Regions from separate parts of the Mus musculus genome. Here regions 1 and 2 are each linked to region 3. A link is a loop called in an ENCODE intact Hi-C map of the cell type or tissue named here. Cell type or tissue: left cerebral cortex. All regions are shown on one strand.

What was found. Hi-C counts contacts between places; a loop is a spot of excess contacts. Peaks named below come from ENCODE experiments on the same cell type or tissue, not always from the same donor. Only the 100,000 strongest peaks of a DNase experiment are listed, where the experiment ranks them.
Region 1: it touches region 3 in a loop (8-fold over the local background); 6 of 42 quality-filtered maps call a loop at or near these places.
Region 2: a loop joins it to region 3, with 9 times the contacts of the local background. A loop is called at or near these places in 22 of 42 quality-filtered maps.

The regions. Positions count from the first base shown.
Region 1 is chr14:93,377,272-93,385,271 of GRCm38, reverse strand. All of the region lies in intron 3 of Pcdh9 (protocadherin 9), which reads left to right. Among named protein-coding and RNA genes, the nearest start is that of Gm23509, 240 kb to the right of the region's middle. In left cerebral cortex, a CTCF peak has its summit at 3,884 (motif pointing left); DNase peaks (open chromatin) are centred at 3,898 and 4,281.
Region 2 is chr14:93,313,029-93,321,028 of GRCm38, reverse strand. All of the region lies in intron 4 of Pcdh9 (protocadherin 9), which reads left to right. Among named protein-coding and RNA genes, the nearest start is that of Gm23509, 180 kb to the right of the region's middle. In left cerebral cortex, a CTCF peak has its summit at 3,437; a DNase peak (open chromatin) is centred at 3,458.
Region 3 is chr14:93,885,185-93,893,184 of GRCm38, reverse strand. It overlaps Pcdh9 (protocadherin 9), which reads left to right and starts at 2,516. Exons shown (of 5, transcript NM_001081377.3): 1 at 2,516-3,064; 2 at 4,297-7,488. The coding sequence starts at 4,453. In left cerebral cortex, CTCF peaks have their summits at 2,253 and 4,656; DNase peaks (open chromatin) are centred at 4,609, 6,038, 6,963, 7,270 and 8 more places; H3K4me3 peaks cover 6,896 bases; H3K27ac peaks cover 5,432 bases.

The DNA.
Region 1 (8,000 bases), 510 kb after region 3:
AAATGTGTCTTACAGATGGAAGCTCAATTTCCTAAACACCACTTCCGCTTCATGTTACTGATATGAAGATTAATTAACCAGACCCAGGCTGTGACATATTTGTCTTCCATCATGTAGATGTATGACATTTCTCTTTAGGATCACACAGTTGTATATAAAAATGAAGAAAATACAAGGCCAGCGAAAGTTGTGTTCAATTATAATAAAACTGCTGACCAAATTCGGTGACATTGGGATGGATAAATACCCAGCAAATTCGACACTGAGAGAAATTTCAGTTAGCCTTATAGCATTTTGAATTTCAAACTTAATGTGATCCTTATTTATTATGAACAAATATTTTTTATAAGTATTTTTTTATTATTATTACTATGCTCAAGCCAAAATAAGGAACCAGGAGAGGGCAAGAGTTGAACTGTAAAAAATAAATAAAAATAAATAAATAAATAAACAAACAAACAAACAAATAAATAAATAAAATAAGAATTAAAAAAGAAGAAGACTCTAACATCCTTGAAACAAAATGTTTCCTGGAAGAAGTGTTTCCTGAGAGTCATCACAGAGAACCCATGTTCCAGAGACGGCCAAGGTTATAACATATGCTGCCAGGAGAACTTGGGAGTTTAATAGTCGCCGAGATGATCCTGGTATAAAGGCATGAAGGAGCAACTGAGGCTTGGCACTGTGAGACGCCAGGGGGGCCATCAGTGAAGGTGAATTCTCAATAATAGCCTCTGAGGCCCAGGAAAGAAGTTGTCATAGAGAGAAGTTGAGATTGGCACTATGAAGAGAGTCTATGAAAGGCTATAGATGAACGTGCATTCCAGTTTCAGGAGAGGACCTCAGTAGCTTTGGAGATGTCAATACCATGGGAAACTCATCAAGGAAAGCAGCAGCAGTGGGGAAATTGTGCTGCTTATACACTTGGAGTTTGGCTTTCCTTTGGATTGCTTGTGACTATGCTCTGTCCTGGTTCTTCCCTTTTGAAGTGAGAAATAATTTAATTTCGATTGGATTTTTACATGCTGGAAAGACTTTGACTTTTTAAAAGGGATTTTGGATTTTAGAGAAGCTGGATATTTTAAAGAGACTGAAATCTTAATGAGTTTGAGTATTTTTTAAAATACTGTGGGGAATCCTCCCCTTTTTCCTCAGGATTCTCCAAGCTCTGACTAATGTTTGGCTGTGGGTCTATGAATCAGTCTCCATCAGTTGCTGGTGGAATACTCTTTGATTACATTTATGCTAAGCTCCTACCTGCAAGTGTAGCAGAATATTGTTAATACTGTCAGGGCTGGCTTCTCTCTCTTATGGCAAAAGTCGAGAGTTGGGACAACTATTAGTTGGTCATTGCTTCAATTTCTGCTTGCTTGTTATCCCTGCATATCATGTAGCAGGAAAAATTATGGGTTAAAGATTTTGTGTCTGGGTTGATGTTCCCACCCTTCCATTGGAAATCTTTTTGGCATAAAGGAGGTGGCCATCCCACATTGACCCTTCGAAATTATTAACATATACTAAAAAAACAAAACAAGAGAATTCTTTTCTTTTACACTTATATGAACTTTGTTATTTATAGTCTCAATGTAATTATATATTTCATATCTTGATATCTTTTAAATATCTTTGTAAGCAAAAACAAACAAACAAACCAACCAACCAACCAACCAAACAAACATGTCTTCCAAACCAAGACTGGCATATGCAACTCAGAAAAAAAAATCCATTAGTCTTTTTCTTTCAAGGCCTATGATTGTGAAGTTGATAAGGGAAATACAGCCGGGCCTGATGGCACATGCCTTTAATCCCAGCACTCAGGAGGCAGAGGCAGGCAGATTTCTGAGTTCGAGGCCAGCCTGGTCTACAAAGTGAGTTCCAGGACAACCAGGGCTATATAGAGAAACACTGTCTCAAAAACGAAAATAAATAAATAAATAAATAAATAAATAAATAAATAAATAAATATTTAAAAAAGAAAATATGAGATTAATTTTCTTTAAAATTCATAACATAAACATTGAATTAAATATGGACACAGTGCCTCCATGCAGCATCAATCCTTTGTCAGAGACTTGCTATACCATGAGCACTATCTACTTTACTTACTACAAATTTCCAAGCAATGTCTCAAATTGTACAAGAATTTAGGCAGTGCTCCATGGTACAAAACTAGGTTAGCCAAAACTTTAGATGAAGTGTTATGAAAAAATAGGTTTTACTTTCCCTGTGAACCAAATATTATACAAGTATAGAAAAGTGGCACAGTATCTTTCCACATCAGTGGAAGAACACATTTTTATTTTGAGAGATGTCATATATTCAGTGAAGTTAAAGGTAAATATGTATCATTTCGTGGAGTAAGAAAAGGATGCTTATTATGAATTTACAAAATATTATTACATTATGTAACTTAAAAATATGTCATTTTATATTCAGTATTTTAAGGCATTCAACACAGTTTTTTTTATATATATATATAATGTGTGTGTATGTTTGTGTGTGCATGTGGTGTGTATGTGTGTGTGTTTTCACCTTGTTCCTGTTCCCTTCTAAAGAATTCGAATTTCTTTGACTGTAAAATATGTGGGTTTATTTTCCCAATGATAATTATAGTGATTGAGTTTATTTTTCTCTGAGATATCAAGAGAGATATTATAGTAATTTTCAAATGCAGAAGTATCTGCTAAATCATATTCCAATGTTTATCACGTAAAAGTCTGAAATAATAAGAAAAAGGTAAATTATTTTAATTCATATTTTAACCCTAGATTAACAAAATACTAGAGGAATAATGTTTTGATAATGAATTAGACTGGGTGTTTTTTCATTACCAAAGACTAAGCTGTTCATAGTAGCAGAAATCCACTACTTTTCATTCTACCTATCTCAATAAATGCACATACCACCTGAAAAGAAGAAAATAATAAAAGCTTATACTAACTATCTGACCCCAGAACCCTGAAACTTTCCAAAAGGCTTGTAGAAAATTGTCACAGACTGCAGTCAGGTTGATATCCTAAGACCAAGATGGACTGCCCACAGAGACTCTTCAAATTCATTCTAAGCAGGCACTAAGACATACGTCACCTAGAAATGCATTTTTTCTTAGTAGAAAGAATTTGATGGAGAGTTCCAGAAAAGCTTATTTCTGACCCTCATCTTGACATGTATCAGCAGCAATATTTTGACAACTCAGTTTCCACTTTTGGAAAAAAAACAAATGAAGTTTCCCTTAGGTGACCTTAAAACTTCAGCTAAAGTGACTTTTAAAATTGCCTTTAGTGGCATGCCAGCAGCACTTACACCTGGTGTCTTTCCTTTTGTTTCTATGTCCTTCTCTATTCCTAAGCTGTGGCAGGTCTGCTATATACCTTAACTGCTGGCTTCTTGCAAGAGTGAAGTGGCTGGCGTGGCCCTTCATCCAAATAAGAAGCTAATAGAGCCTTTTACACAACTTTAAATTGTAATTGTTGAAAGAATAACTGACCATTAACCTCTCTTCAGTTATAAAAATCTCAAAGCTTGTGTGGAGTGTCACCTAATTTCCTCCTAACATATAAACAGTCTATTCCATAAGTCCACGCTCCGTTCCTGTGTAGAGATCTTTCATTGGCCTACAGATTACTTGGGTGTTTATGGAATAAAATTCTGCAAACAGATAAACCTCATCAAATTCCCTTTCTGTTTTTAATTCTCAAAGGATGGATTTCTTTCAGTTGACGAGATAATATCCAGGATATATCTTAAGTCCTAGTCTTTATGTATATAGATATAAAGGGGAAAAATAGGATGGGTGGGGGGAAGCTAAAAGGACAAATTCAACATCATTCCAGTCCGTGCCCTGAGTTTTCTCAAGTAGATGGCACTGTTTTGTCAACAGCTCCATCTGCAGACCAGGGACAGCTGTGACTCTTGCTTAGTGATGAGGTCATGACGCCTCTGCTTTCAGCCTGCAGCTTGCCTATTAAAATTTGATTTGAAAGGCAGCACCTGATGTCATCTTTTTTAAGGTTTTTTTTTTTTTCGGCAATGTCAGGTTTTATATAATTTCTGAAAAAAAAATAGCTTTAGGCTCTGTGAATGGAAATTCCTAGAGAGGGGAGCCAGGAGGGAAAGCCAGCAATGAAGCAGGGTAAACTTTTCCATCAATTGTTTAGTTTAGTACACAGAATCCTGAAATGTTGTGGTCTATCTGGGTACCCCCCCCCCCAGGAAGGCTGTTTCTAAGCAGCCCTGGTTTCAGCATTCTCTCTGGTGATACAGTGACAACAGTTCAGGTCCCACAGCAGATGCTGCAGTCTTCTTAGTCATTTAAATAATGTGTGCTCCAACAACAAGACTGTCAGCAGCGACTCCACACTGAAGGAGAGGCTGGAAAGGGGAGTTCAGCTCAGTCACACTTTACAGTACTTGGACATAGAAGTCTTTGTGTTTGGAACACTAGAGGGCTGTATAAGTCTTTATTTTATTTATTTATTTTTTATTTTTAAAACCTTTAAGGGTACTAAGTTTTTTAGGTTGATGGAGTTGATATGAACTGATTTAACATGAAATCTGAGTATTTGAAAAAGCAAAGAGAATTAACCAGGGTAACAAATCTCTAATGAGAAACACATACATATATATCTGCACACACAGCCATATACAACACATATAGTGTTTATATATTCCATTGCATGGAATAATTACTGTACTTGAAAATCCTTGTTTAACAAACCTGGTGCTTTTCAATGGAAATATATTTCCAATTGAAATAATTGCATATTTTCTTACATGTAATGTATTTACATGTAAATAATATATTTGTACAATAACAAATTGAGAGCATGAGACCAAATCCGAAGTTATAGTGAAGTTGCTGTCATTGAAAACCTAAAAACCTAATACAGGTAATAGCTGACAAAATTCTTTGAAGACATGCAAGCGCTATAAAACTGGAGGTTGTCCATATCATTGCTGTAAGTCATAATGTCCCATGGTGTAATGATTTTCAGAGAGGTGTTCTGCTAACGTTAGGGAACTCTGCACCTTTACTGAAATATTTGATGCTAAATAAGGATATAATAGTGTATACTCCTTACCAATTCTTGTTGGCGTCAATGTTACTATCACGAGCATTTATAATTATAAATGTATTTGCACGTTCTGTATTCAGGCAAGAGGACAACAATCGATACTTTATATGTATACATACACTCTACTCTAAAAAGTAGACATCATACACATATCCTTAAAGCCACCACCACTGAACAAAAGTTAGAAAGATAAGAAGACAAGAGCAAAATGCATGGGATCCAAATAGTTTATTTAATTATCATGGACCTAAGTTTCCAACTCTGATGTGGAGTAAGGTAGAAGTTATTGATGCTACAGGGAGAAAGACAGTGATTCTTAACCGTTTCTAATAAAAATAAGAGGATGGAACCAAGTACAAATACATTCAGTCAGGAGTGGAAAACAAAAATCCAATGATTTATAGAAGGAGCATGGTGAATAAGGTTTATTTTTAATTAATTAATTAGTTAATTAATTAATTAATTTTAAAGTCCAGATTTTATTCCCCTCCCAGTCCACCCTCTGACTGTTCCACATCCCATAATACCTCCCTGCCCCATCCCCCCAGTCTCCACAAGAATGTCCTCACCCTCACTCCGCAACCCATAAGAACTCTAAACTCCCTGGGGCCTCCAGTCTCTTGAGGGTTGCATGCATCTTCTCTGAATGAACCCAGACCCGGCAGTCCTCTGCTGTTATATGTGTTGGGGTCTTCATATCAGCTGGAGTATGCTGCCTGATTGGTGGTCCAGTGTTTGCAAGATCTCGGGCATACAAGTTAACTGAGACTGCTTGTCCTGCTACGGGGTCACCCTCCTCCTAAGCTACTTCCAGTTTTCCCCTAATTCAACCAGAGGGGTCAGAGAAAAAATATGGATGAAGGTATGAATAGAGAAGGAAATATTAACAAAACCTTCCCAATGAAGGAGACCATTAATAAAGAGGCTTTGGATTTTGGTAGCATGACGAGGCAAAATTAAATGTTGTTCCTAAATAAAGATTTTGGAAACTTATACTCTAAGAACTTCGATAAATCAAGACAGAATAAGTAAGACAAAAGCGCTCGCCTTAGGACTGGACATGGAAACCCAACACAAGTTAAGTAGTCCCAAGAACAGGCAAGAGAGTCAGGGAAACTCCAGGTCTACTGCGAGGAATTCCCCAGAACACTAAACTAACAGCTACAACGCATAAGTAGAAGACCTGATGCAGACCCATACAGGCCCTGTGCATACCAGTTCAGTCTCTGTGAGCCCATATGAGCATTGCTTAGTTGGTTCACTGGGGCGTCTTTTATTAGTGTCCTCCATTTTCCTCGAGTCCTACTATCTTTCCTCCCACTCCTTCATGGGTTCTCTGAGCTCTGCGAGAATGACCCAATGGAGACCTCCAAGTTAGACTCCCTCTCCACATGAGCCTGGCTGTGGATGTTTGTACCCAGTCCCAACTTCTGCCAGAGGAAGAAGCCACTCTGATGGTGACTCGAGAAGATTTTTAAAACAATAAAAGTTTCCTTTCTAAATGGAGCATACTGAAGTCTACCATCCTTTGCCATTCACAATTATCACTTAGATATGTAAACACCAATACTATGATTATATGGGTGAACTATATGAGTGAAATTAAAGTCTTAAAACCGTGGATCACCTTTTTGCTTTAACTGTGTAACTATTTTCACCTAGAATATAACATTCATTGCTTGACAATGAGGCTCAGGTAGGAAATCCCAGCTAGCATTTAGAAAGCTGAGGTAGAAAGATCAGCACAACTTTGAGACGATCCTGCTCTACAGTCTGTGCTATACTGTGTGACTTCATTTCAAGCACACACCTGTCCCCTCTACACACACTGCAAGTACTAGACACTAAGGTTCTCGAGAACAAATATGAAGTTGTGAATGAACAGTGGAAAACAGAGCAAGTGAGATGCACAGGGTGGACCTATGTCTACAAGGAGGGATGAAATTACAAAATTGACAATAGGTAAACACATGGTGCCAATAACCACAGGATTTTCTATTTCAGAATATGGAAAAAAAGCTTCGAGACAAAAAATATATAATACTGTAGCAAAGCCTATACAATAAAATAAGTAGAAAACCCACTGAAACTATAGATACTAATGATTCTTAATATAATGTATACATTAAGTATATTTTACATATTAGAGGATGACTAATAAGATTATGATTTAAAATACCATAAGAGTGATCAATGAGTATTATTTTTTCGTCCCTTTCCCAGTAGTGCTGTACTTAGAGCATTTAATCCCCTATGTGCTCTTTCTGGAGTATCTGGTTCCCAAAAAGGCATCACTGTGCTATGATTATAGTCACCCAATGGTTCACAGGTCATTTGTTATTTTCTTTGCAGCTTTGCCAACTGTAGACGGTGCTTCCATATGTGAGAAATCGCCATATCTTTTTTTTTTCTACAAAATTAAGAACCAATCATTTTCTTCTGGGTAGTCCTCTATAAAATTTCCATTTCTCTGTGTTCTGCCTCATTCTCACATTTAAGGATGGAAGCCACAATTAAAGCTTCCACAATCTGTATTGCTCAGAATACTCTCTAAAGCATGTGATGTTCATTTTGCTAGTCCTGTGCCCTGCCTGCCAGTGTTGCCTTAGCAGGAAAGGATACGAGACTTCACAGAAATAAAACCTTTTAAAAACTTAAAATAGTTCTTTATTTGTAATATAGTTTACTATTCTTACTTTCCTCTTCCACCTTCTAAATTTTCCCATGTACTTGTTCTTCTTTTTCTGTTTAATTTTTTATATAAATATATTAATTATATATGTATATATAATTAAAATTTATATAAGTGTACATTCTAAATTATACTAATACAACTTACTCTGTCTGGTCTGCCTAATGGTTCTTGAGTGTATATATATTTAGGGCTGACCCTTTGTTATTGAGTAACCATTTGGTTGCTCCTCC
Region 2 (8,000 bases), 570 kb after region 3:
GATGTGACCCGGGAAACCTCTTACAATGATCGATATTTTAGTTTCTTGGCTATGTATAAAATTAATGAAACAACTTTAGTCATATTAGAATATATTGGAATTTTAGGTTGATTGATTGTGTGTATGTTGGGGGAGGTCTGTGTATCTGTATGTGTGTGTTGGCACGTGCATTTAGTAGCATATATATATATATATGTATATATACATATACATACATATACATATATATGTGTGTACACACACACACACACACACACACACACATACATATATATATATATATATATATATATGGAAGGCACACCCTGCAGGAGAATATTGAGAGCTTTCCTCTGGTTTATTTATATGTATGAGCATGCATGTGTCTTACATCATATGTAAATATCAGAAGATAACCTAGGTGTTCCTCTTCCTCTTTTATCTTGTTTGAGGGAACGTCTGGGTGTAGTTTGATGTTGCCTACACCGGGCTACCTAGCTCCTCCATTTCATAAGAACGCGGGGATTACACGTGTGCTGTATTGCCTTCCTTCATAGTTCTTAGAATTCAAAGTTGTAAACTCACATTTGTCTAGCAAGTGCATTACCTGTGAAAGCATATTTCCAGCCCCTGTCCTGGATTTTAACTGGATTTTGGTATGCATTGTATATTTGTTAAAGCGATACATTAATTACAGTTTGATGTTTAGAATTTTAATAAACTTCCAAAGCTCTGTTACCATTATTAAGTACAACTTTGATAGTGGACCAAAATTCATCAATGAAACAGTTATACTTTGAAGAGATTCCGAGTTAGCTTATTTTATTATTGTTGTTCTATGTTAGCTTTTTCATGTTTTACTTTTTTCTAAAATACAAAGTTTAAACATGGAAATAGTATAGTAGTAAGATTCAGTGTCTGAAAAGTATGGCATTGCATTATTTTTTCCTTTATAATTTTAATTTAAAATAAACTTTTCTTTAGTCACTGTTAGCTATATGATGTGCATACTTTCTACATTTCAGTATGGTTTAAATGATGGAGAAACATTGAACACATATCTTCCATAATTATGTCCAGATTTGTAGTAATAGAAAAGAAACAAATAATTTTAAAAAAATATTTAAGTAAGATTAAATCGTGCAATAGTTTCTTTTGACTCAGAGATAAAATCATTAATTACTGCTTTATTGGCAGATCACTAAAGCAAGTTTAACAAAGAGTAATGGGCAAGGTGGTGGTCAAAGGTTTGATGTTTTCACATCTGTATCTCAAGCTCACTTGGCCAACTGTTCCACAAATAAGATGCATACTTGGCAGTTTTATCATACTGAATAATTTTCTTTCTAACACTAGACAAACATATCCCATTTCCCAATAACAGTAAATCAGATTTCCTTAAGATCTGAATCTATAACATGGAAATAATCTTATAATGAAAATAACTTTGTTAGTATAAAAGTAGTCAAAAGCTTTTATATAATCATATCAAGACTAGACTGTTACTGTTACAATTAAGAATTAAGTCTTAATTTGTCTCACTGTGAAACATGAATAGTTAAACTTTGTATCTTTAAAAGTTATTTTTAATGTCTTGATTAATTATGTACAAAGTAGCAAATTATATTTAGTTTGTGAAATCTTTGCCTACCGTATATCTCCAAATTGACATGAAAGAATTTATGATTGCTATTCACTCAAGGAATCATTCCTGGGGCTAAATGTGTTAATGAAGTCTTAGACTACACTGTCTCAACCCGTCTTCAGTCTCTTGGCTAGAAACAAGTTGCAAGTTCCAAGTTCAGCAAAATTTTAAGGCTGGCAATTATAAGGTAGTCATGAACTCTACTATTGGAACCTTTATGGGTCATTCTGTCACAACTTAAATAAAATGGAGTTATTTGATACATCTTGGTATCCTTTATCCTTTCAAACTGCATATGATCCACTTAGGTGTTTATTCATTCTGCAAATACTGATAGCACTTCAAATGTGTGTCAGCTAGCACATGAGGTTGAAGAGATAGACATTAAAACCACAACTGACACCTTAAGCAGGTTGACACTAGAGTGAAGGACTTTGCTGTAATCTAAAGCCCATCTTCTGAAGGCCCTTGAAGTAAGCTTTTTGGAATATATGACGTATTTCTTGTATGACTATAAGATAAATGCAAAGCAAAAGAACCATTTCAAAATGAGGTATTGGCTGCAAGTAACAAATTAGAAAAAAATGCTAATGATAAGTATAAAAATTATGTTGTATTATAAAATAAGTACTGAGTGAGGAATGAGTAAAGAGTTATAGATGAATTTGTACTTTATACACACAGTAATGTTTAAATAGAAATTCTCTAATTCTGTATATATGAACATATATGTGTGCTTTTATACGTGGGAGTGACCACATGTGTATGGGTGTATGCCTATGTATGTGTGTCTTTGTGTAGGTATATGTGTGTGTGTCTATGTATAGGAGTTTATGTGTGTGTGTGCGTGTGTGCGTGTGTGTGCTTGTTTGTGTGTATATGATAATAGAACAGATTTCTGGCTGTTATAAAGACCATATATAGTTAGGCAATGTCAACATATTTGTAGCCTACACTACCATTGTCTTGAAAACATTGATTTCAAAATTCCAAAATAAAACTACAAGTATCTGTGTGTTTTATGGAAAAATTAAAATTTAATTATATCTAATTAAGTACAATAAATGACACTTCAGTGGTTCAAATATGTATCTATAAAAGTGTGTAGAAAGACAAATTGATACGAGATTTTGAATAATGGGCCTACCACAATAATGTCTACTTGTGTAACTCCGATAAAGGAAAAGAAAGAAATGAAAGTACTTCCAGACTGTATCCTTTATCACTTATTAAAAATGTATACAGAAAATAAGTTAGAGACTATGAGAGGAAAAGTCAGGTTATAATTAGGTTTTGAGGTTTGTAATATTGCACAAACGTTGCTAAGAACAAGGAATATGAACCTATATTATTAACGAAAAAGTAAAAATGTAAATTATGAATGAGTTTTTGGAGTAATTGTGACAATTGGAAGACAACGGAACTAACTCTATGATGTAAATCAGACAACTAGTCACCAGGATGGAGCAATAATATAAAGTTAAGAATGCTAAAAGTGGGAGAAATAGGTTATCCCAGGGAAAAAGCACACCAACTCATTATCCAGTACCAAATGGGAAGACCTGTAAACATACACACAAAACATTAGAAACATAGAAATATTTATCTATATACATACTATTTTCATGTAACAAAAACTAATGAAAAGGGAGGTCAAAAATTGGAAAGAGGGATTTTTTTTAATTCAGCAAAACAATTTTTGAGTATGCATAACTGCAAACAAATAAGTCAGTAATATTTTGCACTTGGGATTCTTTGTAGGTCAAAGTATCATGCATTAGTCTTGTAGAGAGATTTGTAGAGGGAATATGCCTCCTAGTGTAAAGTTGGGGTAATTTCAGCTCATGATGCTGTGCTGTGTGGAATATCATTTCCATAGCTGTTGTTATGGGATGATTTAAAAGGCCTAAAGAGAGCAGCACTCATGAACATTTTGTGCAATATTCTAGGGGAGAAAAGCTTTCTTCATACATTCTTTGGTTTCAAATAATTTGGACATGGTTAAAATGAAAGATAGTAACAATTGAGTGACTCGGTAAAAATAAACAGCATATGGATCTCATTAGCTAACAGCAAGGTAAACTTCTTATATCTTAACCCTAATAAAACTATAAATGGCAGGACCAAAGGGAAAGGGGACAATATACTATTTATAAAATAAAGCAAATACATTCAATTTCATCTTTATGCACATTCATTTATAACAAGAATTAATGAATTGGATTATGCAAAGCTTTGAAAAAACTTTAAGTATTGGAAGCAACTAAGCTACTTTTCTAAAATATTTCAACTATCCTACTGCTATTTTGACATGAATTTCTGCTAGTAGGCTTAAAAACATAAAACCTGATGTCACTGGTAAACACAGATGCCCATATTGTAATAGGATTATGGCAGCATTGCCAGATAAAAATCTTAAGGCAGAGGAGGATTCTAGAGACTTTCCCAGGGACCATATATGTTCTCCAATAAATATGCTGAACACATAAGGAAAACCTTCAGTGGCCTAGAATGAGATAAAAGGATGGATTTCCCAAGAGAAGAACAATTATACTACAAGAGATAAGGGATCAGAAACTACTTAAAGATTCAAGATACGGAGCCTAGCTGTCTAACACCTACCTTCCAGTCTGCTTGTTTTGGTCTTGCTGTGAAATGTCTTATTTATTTCTATTAATTTGCTTTCCTAATTAGTCTTATGACTGAAATACACACATTATTGTCATTTAAATTGAATTTCAGATTGGCAAGGAAATATTTACTTAGTGAAAGATTGTGATGGTCTTTATAATTTTTATATGGGACAGATATAAGTAAAATAATAGTGTTGATATGACATTGTTATTTAAAAATGACCATCAGAATGTTAACTAAGTTATTCACATTATATACAGAGATTTTTGTATGCATAAAGAGCAAATATCCTCCCATCCTAGATGTTTGGTTTGTAAGCATATTCTACATGCTAAATTATTAGATTTAAGATAGAAAGTAACTTTATGTTGTTTTCTTATTCTAAACATAATTTGATGGTTTACAAGTTTTTTATACATCATCTTTTAGAAATTTTCTGAAATTGATGCATTTATATACTATATTTTCCTTTCTGGATCAAATGTAAAACTGTTGAGGTCTAATGATGATGAAAGAACCATATGTCAACGTAGCAGAAGTATAGATGCCATGATGTGCTGGTCACTACATTAAATTTCCTTTCCAAATGGCTGTAGAAGTAGAGGTATTTATTTTTAGTCTTTGTATTCCATCGTGCTTAGAAAAACTGAATTTAAAATGTGATTAACATAAGTCGTTGTTTGAAGATTTACATGCATTTAGTACAAAAAAAAAAGGTTTTGAGATGTAACGTACAAGTGATTTAGTGTTTCTGTAGGGTTGACCAAAGAATTTCCACGTAGAGTTATAAGGAGATTTGAGTTAAATATCAGATATATGAATGACAAACTACAGTAGATGAACCTATATGTGGATTCTGATCTTTCACAGATTTCTTTCTATTAATTAGCTGAAACTTCTTAATCTTTTATAATTCAAAATGAATTGTCTTAGAAGTCAGTTTTGCAGAATGAAGCATACTATATAATGTGTGAATTTGTCATCTAATATCAACAAATAAAGTTCATGGTCAAAACCTGTTAAGTGAGCATTGGAAGGAACAAACAAACCATGAGATTTCTAAAGTTCAGACATTAGTTTTATTGATTTGTTTTTTCAGTTTGTTTTTAAAACAAATGTGGTTGGTCACTGGAAAACAAAAACAAAAACAAAAAAAAAACCAAACCAAACAAAAACATTCTCGATTAGGAATACCACAAGAGAACATGAAAAGCTTTTAAATATTTCCATGAATGAGAAAGGAAATTGCTTTAGTCAAGGAAGACAGTGCATTATCTTTTATGCATTTTAAGATACAGCCTCGGACTAAGCACAGTATACCAATTGTGAAGTCATTCCCGGGACCAAAAATAGATGTGAAGATCCTACAAAGCAACAAGCTGCAGGTTAGGAAAGGTGCTATTTTATCTCAGAAGTGGCGCTTCATTGGAATGCTTTCTCAAAGGCCTCATTTTATGGGAAATGTATTTTTAAATTAAGTCAAAGTGGGTCCTTATTCAAAGCAGGATGTTGAGTTCTGATTTAAGCTGCTTAGGCAATAGCTATAGAATATCCAACAGTAACTCTTCAGTAATCTCTCCTAAGTCATAACTATTGTGTGCTGGAAGATTATGATTTAAAATAAGAAGTTCAGGTATTTTGAGCCAGAAATACCAATACTCCACAGGCAGTAAAATCTTGACATAGCAGTAAGTAGCATAATAAAAAGGGAAGAGAAATTGGTCTATATTCTATCAATTTTATGTCTTACTAGCACAATCAGAAAGCTTTTTGGTACTTTACTTCATTTATTGTTCAGAAAGTGGGTGAAGTATGAAAGTATTTTACCCAATGAGACCCTAAGAACATGTGCTTCGGAAACAAGCATATTGAAGTTGACAGGGGCCCTGAAATGTTCAGGTGTTGTGCAGTCTTCCACTCCTCGCTTTCCCTCTCTCTGGCTCTTTAAGATAAGAATGTGCATATCCCCAGAGCTCGTGTCTCTAGCTGCACATGTAGCAGAAGATGGCCTAGTTGGCCATCATTGGGAAGAGAGGCCCCTTGGTCTTGCAAACTTTATATGCCCCAGTACAGTGGAACTTCAGGGCCAAGAAGTGGGAGTGGGTGGGTAGGGGAGCAGGGCAGGGGGAGGGTACAGGGAACTTTCAGGATAGCATTTGAAATGTAAATAAAGAAAATATCTAATAAAAAATTTAAAAATGTAAAACAGAGTGTGTATATCTTAGAGAGATGATACTAGGTACATCAGTAATAACATAAGGACACTGCAATTAAATGAAGTCTGAAAGACACAGAAAGACATGGGAGCCAGTAATACTGAGCTTCAGCAATGACTGCTAGCTGCCCCTACTGGTTCTGTGCCTGCTCTTGTAAATTTATACATTTAAAAGAAATTTACATTTTCACACATTTTAAATCATGCCTTTAAAAAGTAATGAAATAACCCTTGGGAACCTGTAAAATCCCCATGATTAGTTGACAATTTACTTGAAATTAAGTCAAACTTTTACATTGTTCAATAGAAAGCTATTAACAAATCAAAATGGGAGCTGGAGAGATGGCACAGTGGTTAAGAGCACCAGCTGTTCTTCCAGAGGTTCTGAGTTCAATTCCCACCAACCACATGGTTGCTTACAACTATGGGATCCAAAGCCCTGTTTCTGATGGGCTTGAAGAGAGTGACAGTGTACTCACATATATAAAATAAGTAAGTTAGTTTTTTTAAAAATTTTAAAATGGATAAGAGAAATGTGTTTTCACAAGAAATATCCCACTACTGTCTTTTTGCTAATCTTCACATAATTCAATTTATAAATTATTTATTTAATTAGATTAATATGTAGCTGTATTATAATAATGCTAATCAGTGGTAAAATAAAATTACGTTGAGATAAGTATAAAATGAAATACTCACTTTTCTGCTGCCAATAAGTTATGCTAGCAAAAGAGAAATAATATAATCATCAACAGTTTATATTATGTTCCAAATATTAGTGACATAAAGCCAAATTTTCTCTTTTATTTGGAACACATTCCTCCCCCATCCCAGTTTCTCTGAAATTTTTTTCAATTGCTCACAAATTACCTGAAGAAGTACATAGGAATCTAGAGTGTGGTGCTGCCTGTTTTTCATGTGTAGATCACATGGTGCCCTCACCCTCCACAGTAAGTAATATTACCCTGACTTATGTACCACATCCCCAAATAGGGTTGCCATGAAATAAAAATACAAAGCAAAGGCAAGCTGGAGGGATGTCCTAAGCAAGACTGGGATAGTTCAAGATGGCATCATGATTCTTTCTGTGTTTAGCACTGACAGGCATATTTCTCTTCTTCACACAATTCGAGATGCTGATTTTGATGTATAATACTGTTTAGATCTATCTCCCCTCTGCTATATAAGCGATTGCTTCCTTTTTTGTGTCCTATAGTGGAATGGAGGTCAAATGAACAGCATCTTAAAGAGTCCCTGGGTTTGATTCTGGGCCCGAATGCTACCTCGGGGAGTCTGCTGCTTTTGAAAAGTTTGACAGAACTATCTTCTATTAGCCTTTAGGGTGAGGTTCAAACTCTGTCCTTTCCTTTCGCCTCTTTCCTAGCACTATTAGTTTGGGGAATTGGAGGTTTGAGTGAGTGATGTGACCTGCCCTCTCATTCCCAGCCAGTGGAACAAACCGTTAACCATCCTACTGCTTCTTTGTGCTTGGAAAGCAAATCTGTTTTCTCCTATACTAACTTGGAC
Region 3 (8,000 bases):
GATTATTAACAAAATAATATTTATCATTATAAAGTCGAACAGCTGAAATAGAATAAAAGAGACAAGTCTGCACAATCTACATTAAGTTGTTAAGAAACTATGGTGAAGGAATCTCTGTAATTTAGTTATCTTACATACACATGAGACATAGTGTCCTGGTTGATACAAGAGCCCTATTTCTCTGTCTTAGTCTCCTTTGAAAAGGATGCCCAGATGCCCCATTCTGGGGCTTTGACCTGAGGTTTTTTATTCATTGAAGTCTTGAGGTCCTGCGTCTCATGCTGTATTTGTATCCTCTCCCCTAGCCTTCATCCTGGTTCGTATTAAGATTTCGTTTTTTCAAGCATGGGGTAAATAACGGCCTTAGCCAGCAAATAAAGTCATCTCTTCACAGAGAGTAACACCCGTGGTTATTAATGAGGTTAAATAATTTTTGTTAAGCTGTGGGCTGCCACTACCTGACTTTGACATGACTGTGGTATGATTAATATATAATCGCATTGTCCATGAAACCAACTGGAAAGTAGCTGTGCTGTTGTTGATATTGATGGTACCAGAACAGTTCACAGCGAATATGCAAGCAGAAGAACATGCTACATTCGCTTCAGTTTTGTGAATGGCACAAGATCATTCACCGCAGTGCAATGAAAAGAACGAACCTCTAATTCACCAGAGCTGTTTGGGGAGGTTGTTTTCGTCCTCCTGACATCCGGACACATAGGGGTCTTCTTTCTTTAAACCTTGTTCATCCTAATCACATTAAATATTAATTTATTACCTTTTGACTGAGTGCAAGCACCATCAACATACTGCCTATAAGGAAAAATATCTTACAGCACAAGAGGTTGGAAGATTGCACGGTGAACTTTTAGACATTGAGATTTTACTGTGAGGATGCACCTAAGGTAAAGTTTTAATATTAAATGGGAATTACGTTTTTATATGAGAAAACGGTGATGCCAAACAAGACAGCTAAATTTCAGATTACACACTAGAGACTTGGAAGGCTTGATTTGTGATTTGTTTTTTACTTTTAACTTGGTTATCAAAAATTAAATGTTCATGCTTTTTAAAAAAAAAAGTATCAATAGTCACAAACGTGAGATTCTCCCAAATTAAAAAGCCCGAATTTAAAGCCATTACATCCTGCCACAGTGTGAGAAACACAAGGTTTAGAATAAATGCCCTGTATTCTTCGTCCAAGTTAGCAAAAGTCAACCATGCTGTAAGACCTCAGATCACCTTTATATTACCATTCAGGTGGGGATTTGTTACTTAACTAATAGGGTTTTATATCAAACTTTATTCAGGCACCTGTCTGGCACCGGTGCTGCCAAACCTTCCTAACTTACTGGTTTTTAAAGATGAGTGAGGCTTTGAGGGAATATGACAGAAATCAGGGTGACCCTTTCTGAAGTATCCCATCCAGCCCTGGTATAAAAATGAGAAACAAGATTGTGCGGATGTACTACAGAGCTGAAGTCAGGGCCATGCCTGGCAGGGAAATGTGTCCAGCAGTAAGTGGCAAGGGGGAAAGGAGCTTTGCAGCTTGGCTAACAGCTGCTTGGGATTCCTTCAAGCCAGACGGAAGCAAAGTTCGCACATAGGTGAGCTGACAGCAGGCTCAGATGAAGCCTTCGTTCCAGAGAGCTAGGTTTTCCGGGTTCCCTGCGAGGCAAAAGAACGACAGAGGCTCTGCCACGACCAGGCGCCTAAGCTCCGATCAGATCCCAGGAAAGGAGACTTCTTGCTCAGCAAACTGTCCGTGGCTGCGCCCAGGGACCCCAGCTACAACGTACCTTTTCCCCAGGCACTTTCAGTGACCCTGCACGCAGTAAAAGCCCAGATTAATTTTCTTTCCATTTTCCACCGAGACTCAAATGTCTACTGCCCTATCTTTAGCTCTCCGCCCTCCTCGCCCTTCCTTCGGATGTCCCTGCCAGCAAATGCCTCAATTTGCAGCACCCGGCACAGAGCCGGTTTAATGGTTTAATGCGCTCCAGGATTTGCTGGCCAAAACTCCTCACTGAGGGGTGGCTGCGCGTCTCAGCCATCTCTGCAATTTAGCCCTTTCCACTTTGCAGACAGAAATGCATCAAGAGAAGAGCGGCCTCAATGACCCTCACCACCCGGTGGCGAGAATCTAGGTTCCCGGGTTTCGCTCCGGTGCAACCGCACCGCCCTGGCTCCGCCGCCGCAAGCTGGGTAAGAGCTCCAGAGCTCCCGAGCCACCCCGGGTGCTGGCCCCTGCCGGGCATGCTCAGTGCGCGTCCTGAAAACAGCTCTCCCGGGACCGGGATCGTTCCTCCAGGTTTTCGCGGCTGCCGAGGGGCGCTGGGGAGGGGGAGGCTGAAGACAGTCAGCGCCTTGTTCCGCGCCCCCTCCCGCAGCCCTCTGCAGCCTCCCGCACTGCAAGATGCTGGCCAATCAGGACCCGGAGGTGGGGCCTCGGTCGTCACGCCCTCCCTCTGGGCTTATTGAGAGTTATATCAAGAAATTCAGTTCAGAGAGAGGAGAGAGAGGAGAGGGAGAAGGAGAGGGGGGCAGAAGAGAAGGGAAAAACGAAGAGTACGCGAGGTAGGATGGAGAGCCTCAGTCTCTTAAGCGCGAAAGGACTCACGGATTAAGAATTTGCCGGGCAATTGGCACCCCGGGAAAACATCCAGAAAATCACCATCACCCAACTCTGACGTTTCCTACTAGAAGTTAGAGACTTCAGCAGTATTGCCATCGGATGCAAATGGTAGGCTGGATGCGGTGGGATACACTCCCGAGCTGAAGAAGTGCAATTGGATGTGGTGTGCGTTAAATACCAGAAGAGCCCAGACCCAGTGGGTAAAAGCGAGGAAATGTGGAGAGAATGACTAACGACAAATCTGTGAATTTGTTCTCGGGAGTTGCTAATTTGCCAGCCCGAAGCCACACATTTTACAAGGAGAAAACGTTTTGCTGCTTCTGAATTCTCCCCAAACTGGTGCTACCAGATGCATGGCTTTCTATGTGTTGGAGCAAATCCTTCTTAACTGCAGCCTACCGGGAAAGGGGCAAGGTTGAGGCAACTAATGTAAGTGTAAAGTTTCGCATTAACAATTCGAAATACCGTCTTTAGTTGTGTCCTCGGCGTAGATGAGAGGTGTTTGTAATTGGGTAGCTGGCTAGGGTAGAGCTCGCCTACTGGGTTGTATCTGCATCCCCACCTGCACCACTCAGCTGGAACTAATCGCGGGCATCAGCTACTGTGTAGCCTAATGCAGATAAGATTAGAGCCTGGGAGCTGACCAGTCTTACTCCGGGTGGGTAGCTGCCTGGAGCCTTGCACCCATTTAAACTGCAGTTAGAGGGGCATCTGAGCGGAAGTTCTTCTACGTGTGTTACCGGGTTGCGGTATTTATGTGTAGCAAATGTTACTAATATTCTAATGAGACACCGGATTAAGAAACTGCATTTTTGTTCTTTTATGCTCAATAGAAAAAAAAATACCGTGATGTTACATAGGAATGTTGTCTGTGTTTCACTTCCATCCCGGCATGCTGGTCCACCTCTGTGATAAGCAATTGTCTATTAGGATACGTTTTTTAAAAAGTTTTAATGTGTTTATTTATCTCAACGGGGGCAATGTGGAAATATGGAGAAAGGAGAGCACCCTCCGAGGAAGAAATGCCAAGTCTTGGTTTTGTGCTTTGAGGCAATGAGAACCCTTAGTGGCCAGTGACTACTGCTGTTGCTGCGGCTGCAGCAGCATGTCCGAATGCTCATTTTCCAGGAGGGTTGGATTATGAGACAGTTGAAGAACTGGGAGGAAGGAAAAGCAGTCTTTTGAGAGGAGGAGATGACTCAGTGTGGCAGAGAAGAAAACACATCATATCTAACATGTGACAAAGCAGTTGGCAGCAATCATAGCTAAATACTTGAGCTCTTTCCATCGCAAACAACTAGGGGAGGTGGGCTAGAGACCAGGAGGAGGGTTAAATGGGGGTGGGGGGTGTGTGGGAAAGCAAAATAAGAATGCACACTTTGAATTAAACAGTGTTATAATAAAACCAAAACAGTGTGGGGGTGGGGGGATTCCAGGTAAAAATAGCTGCTGCTGTCCTTAATTCAAAAGTAGATGAATTTCATTTTCTCTGGGCAAATGCAACAAGCAGGGGATATTCAGTGGCCACAGAGTTAACTTACAAACTGTGGCAGAGCAAACTGCCATGTTTACTAATGTGCAGGGAGAGTGTGCTTCGATGTTTTGGTGACTGTGTTTTCATTTACTGAAGAATAATATTGTCTGTACAATTGTGTTGACAGTGGCTGTCTCCACATAAGAGATGAGATGTAATGCCTCCTCCTCCTCCTCCTCCTCCTTCTCCAGTCCATGCACACTTCCTCTTGCAGTTCGTGCATCACTCCTCAGTGGGAACCTTTAAACTCTAAAATCCAGGAAAAGAACATAAAGACATTATCATGGACCTGAGGGATTTTTACCTGTTGGCTGCTCTGATTGCCTGTTTAAGGCTGGATTCCGCAATAGCTCAAGAACTTATTTACACTATTAGAGAGGAATTGCCTGAAAATGTGCCCATAGGAAATATACCAAAGGATCTGAATATTTCTCACATCAATGCTGCCACGGGGACCAGTGCCAGCCTTGTCTACAGACTGGTTTCAAAAGCTGGGGATGCCCCTCTGGTGAAAGTATCGAGTAGCACTGGGGAGATTTTCACAACCTCCAACAGAATAGACAGAGAGAAACTCTGTGCTGGGGCTTCATACGCTGAGGAGAACGAGTGCTTCTTTGAACTTGAAGTAGTGATCCTCCCCAATGACTTTTTCAGGCTGATCAAAATCAAGATCATTGTCAAGGATACCAATGATAATGCCCCCATGTTTCCGTCTCCTGTCATCAATATTTCCATCCCAGAGAACACTTTGATCAACAGCCGCTTTCCAATCCCATCAGCCACAGACCCTGACACGGGCTTCAATGGGGTACAGCATTATGAATTACTAAATGGACAGAGTGTTTTTGGACTGGATATCGTGGAAACTCCGGAGGGAGAAAAGTGGCCGCAATTGATTGTTCAGCAGAACTTGGATAGAGAACAAAAAGATACCTATGTGATGAAAATCAAAGTGGAGGATGGGGGCACGCCACAGAAATCGAGCACAGCTATTCTCCAGGTCACAGTAAGTGATGTCAATGACAACAGGCCAGTGTTTAAAGAGGGTCAAGTAGAAGTGCATATTCCAGAGAATGCTCCTGTGGGGACCTCTGTCATTCAGCTCCATGCCACTGATGCAGACATAGGCAGTAATGCTGAAATCCGGTATATTTTTGGTGCCCAGGTCGCCCCTGCAACCAAAAGACTCTTTGCTTTAAATAATACAACTGGGCTGATAACAGTTCAGAGGTCTTTAGATAGGGAAGAGACAGCCATTCACAAAGTGACAGTGCTGGCTAGTGACGGCAGCTCCACTCCTGCCAGAGCCACCGTGACCATCAATGTCACCGATGTAAATGATAACCCTCCAAACATAGACCTCAGGTACATTATAAGTCCCATCAATGGCACAGTGTATCTCTCTGAGAAAGACCCTGTCAATACAAAGATTGCCCTCATTACAGTTTCAGATAAGGACACAGATGTGAATGGCAAAGTGATCTGTTTTATTGAAAGAGAGGTCCCATTTCATTTGAAGGCAGTGTATGACAACCAGTATCTGCTAGAGACCTCTTCTCTGCTGGACTATGAGGGCACCAAAGAATTCAGCTTTAAAATCGTTGCCTCTGATTCGGGGAAGCCCAGTTTGAATCAGACTGCCCTGGTAAGGGTTAAGCTCGAGGATGAAAATGACAACCCACCAATTTTCAACCAGCCTGTAATTGAGCTGTCAGTTTCTGAAAACAACCGACGTGGGTTATACTTAACAACTATTAGTGCTACAGATGAAGACAGTGGAAAAAATGCAGACATTGTTTATCAGCTTGGACCGAATGCCTCCTTCTTTGATCTGGACAGAAAGACAGGAGTTTTGACAGCCTCCAGAGTCTTTAACAGGGAGGAACAAGAGCGGTTCATTTTTACAGTAACTGCCAGGGACAATGGGACCCCTCCCCTCCAGAGCCAAGCAGCAGTGATAGTTACTGTTCTGGATGAGAATGACAATAGCCCCAAGTTTACTCATAATCACTTTCAGTTTTTTGTGTCTGAGAATCTGCCAAAGTATAGTACTGTGGGGGTAATCACAGTGACAGACGAAGACGCTGGAGAGAATAAAGCTGTGACTCTTTCCATTCTAAATGACAATGAAAATTTTGTGTTGGATCCCTATTCAGGAGTCATAAAGTCCAATGTCTCCTTTGATAGAGAGCAGCAGAGTTCCTACACGTTTGACGTCAAAGCCACCGACGGGGGACAGCCACCACGGTCCTCTACTGCAAAAGTAACTATCAATGTCATGGATGTCAATGACAATAGTCCAGTTGTCATTTCTCCACCATCCAACACCTCCTTTAAGTTGGTGCCCCTCTCAGCCATTCCTGGTTCTGTGGTTGCTGAAGTGTTTGCGGTGGATATTGACACCGGAATGAATGCAGAACTCAAGTATACCATAGTGAGCGGGAACAACAAGGGATTATTTCGGATTGATCCAGTAACAGGCAATATCACCTTAGAAGAGAAGCCAGCACCTACTGATGTGGGCCTGCACCGTCTTGTGGTCAACATAAGTGACCTGGGGTACCCTAAGGCTTTGCACACTCTCGTGCTGGTATTTCTTTATGTGAACGACACTGCTGGAAACACCTCATATATATATGACTTGATCCGTAGGACTATGGAGACCCCACTGGACCGGAACATAGGAGATAGTGGTCAACCTTATCAGAACGAGGACTATCTCACCATCATGATTGCCATCGTTGCTGGGGCCATGGTGGTCATTGTTGTGATCTTTGTCACGGTGCTGGTGCGCTGTCGCCATGCGTCCAGGTTCAAGGCCGCTCAGAGGAGCAAACAAGGGGCTGAATGGATGTCCCCAAACCAGGAGAATAAACAAAATAAGAAAAAGAAACGGAAGAAAAGAAAGTCGCCCAAGAGTTCTCTTTTGAACTTTGTTACTATTGAAGAGTCCAAACCCGATGATGCCGTTCATGAACCCATCAATGGGACCATAAGCCTGCCTGCCGAGCTGGAGGAACAGGGTATAGGAAGATTTGACTGGGGCCCAGCCCCTCCAACCACCTTCAAGCCTAACAGCCCTGACCTGGCCAAGCACTACAAGTCGGCCTCTCCTCAGCCCGCTTTTCATCTCAAACCTGACACTCCAGTTTCTGTGAAAAAGCACCACGTCATTCAAGAGCTCCCGTTGGACAACACCTTTGTTGGGGGCTGCGACACCCTTTCCAAACGCTCCTCCACTAGTTCAGATCACTTCAGTGCCTCAGAGTGCAGCTCCCAAGGAGGCTTCAAGACAAAGGGCCCCTTACACACCAGACAGGTAAACGAGCACTTTTACTGGTCTATAAGTACTGCCTACAAGTGCCCAGTCAACCAGTATTAACGTGCCAGTGTGTGTATTGTTTTGGTCTAACTTTAGCTTAGTTATGAAGAGGGAAAAAAAAAAAACTTGACCCCTTTTTAAAATTCCTCTGGGGCTCAGTCAAGAATTTTTAGAACAGCTTTGAAATTTCTGAGTTCTGAGAATTATTTAACCTCCCAGTTTCCTTCAAGTGGCAAAAGATGAAAAGAGGAAATTATTCCAAAATGTCCCGAGATCATGTTTGCTCAAGAAGAAAACCCATCCTGATTTGCCCAATTCTGCTCCTGGGGCTTCCAAATTACCGACTTCCAAGATTTTCACATTACCTTTTGATCTAAAAAGTCACCTTCAAGTATCAAGTTTAAATGACATTTGAAGGTCTGACACCTCTTATGCTGGAGCTGTGGTCACTAAAGGGGTTAAGGTTTTTTTATTATTATTTTTTTAACACGGTAAAAAAAGAGAGAGTA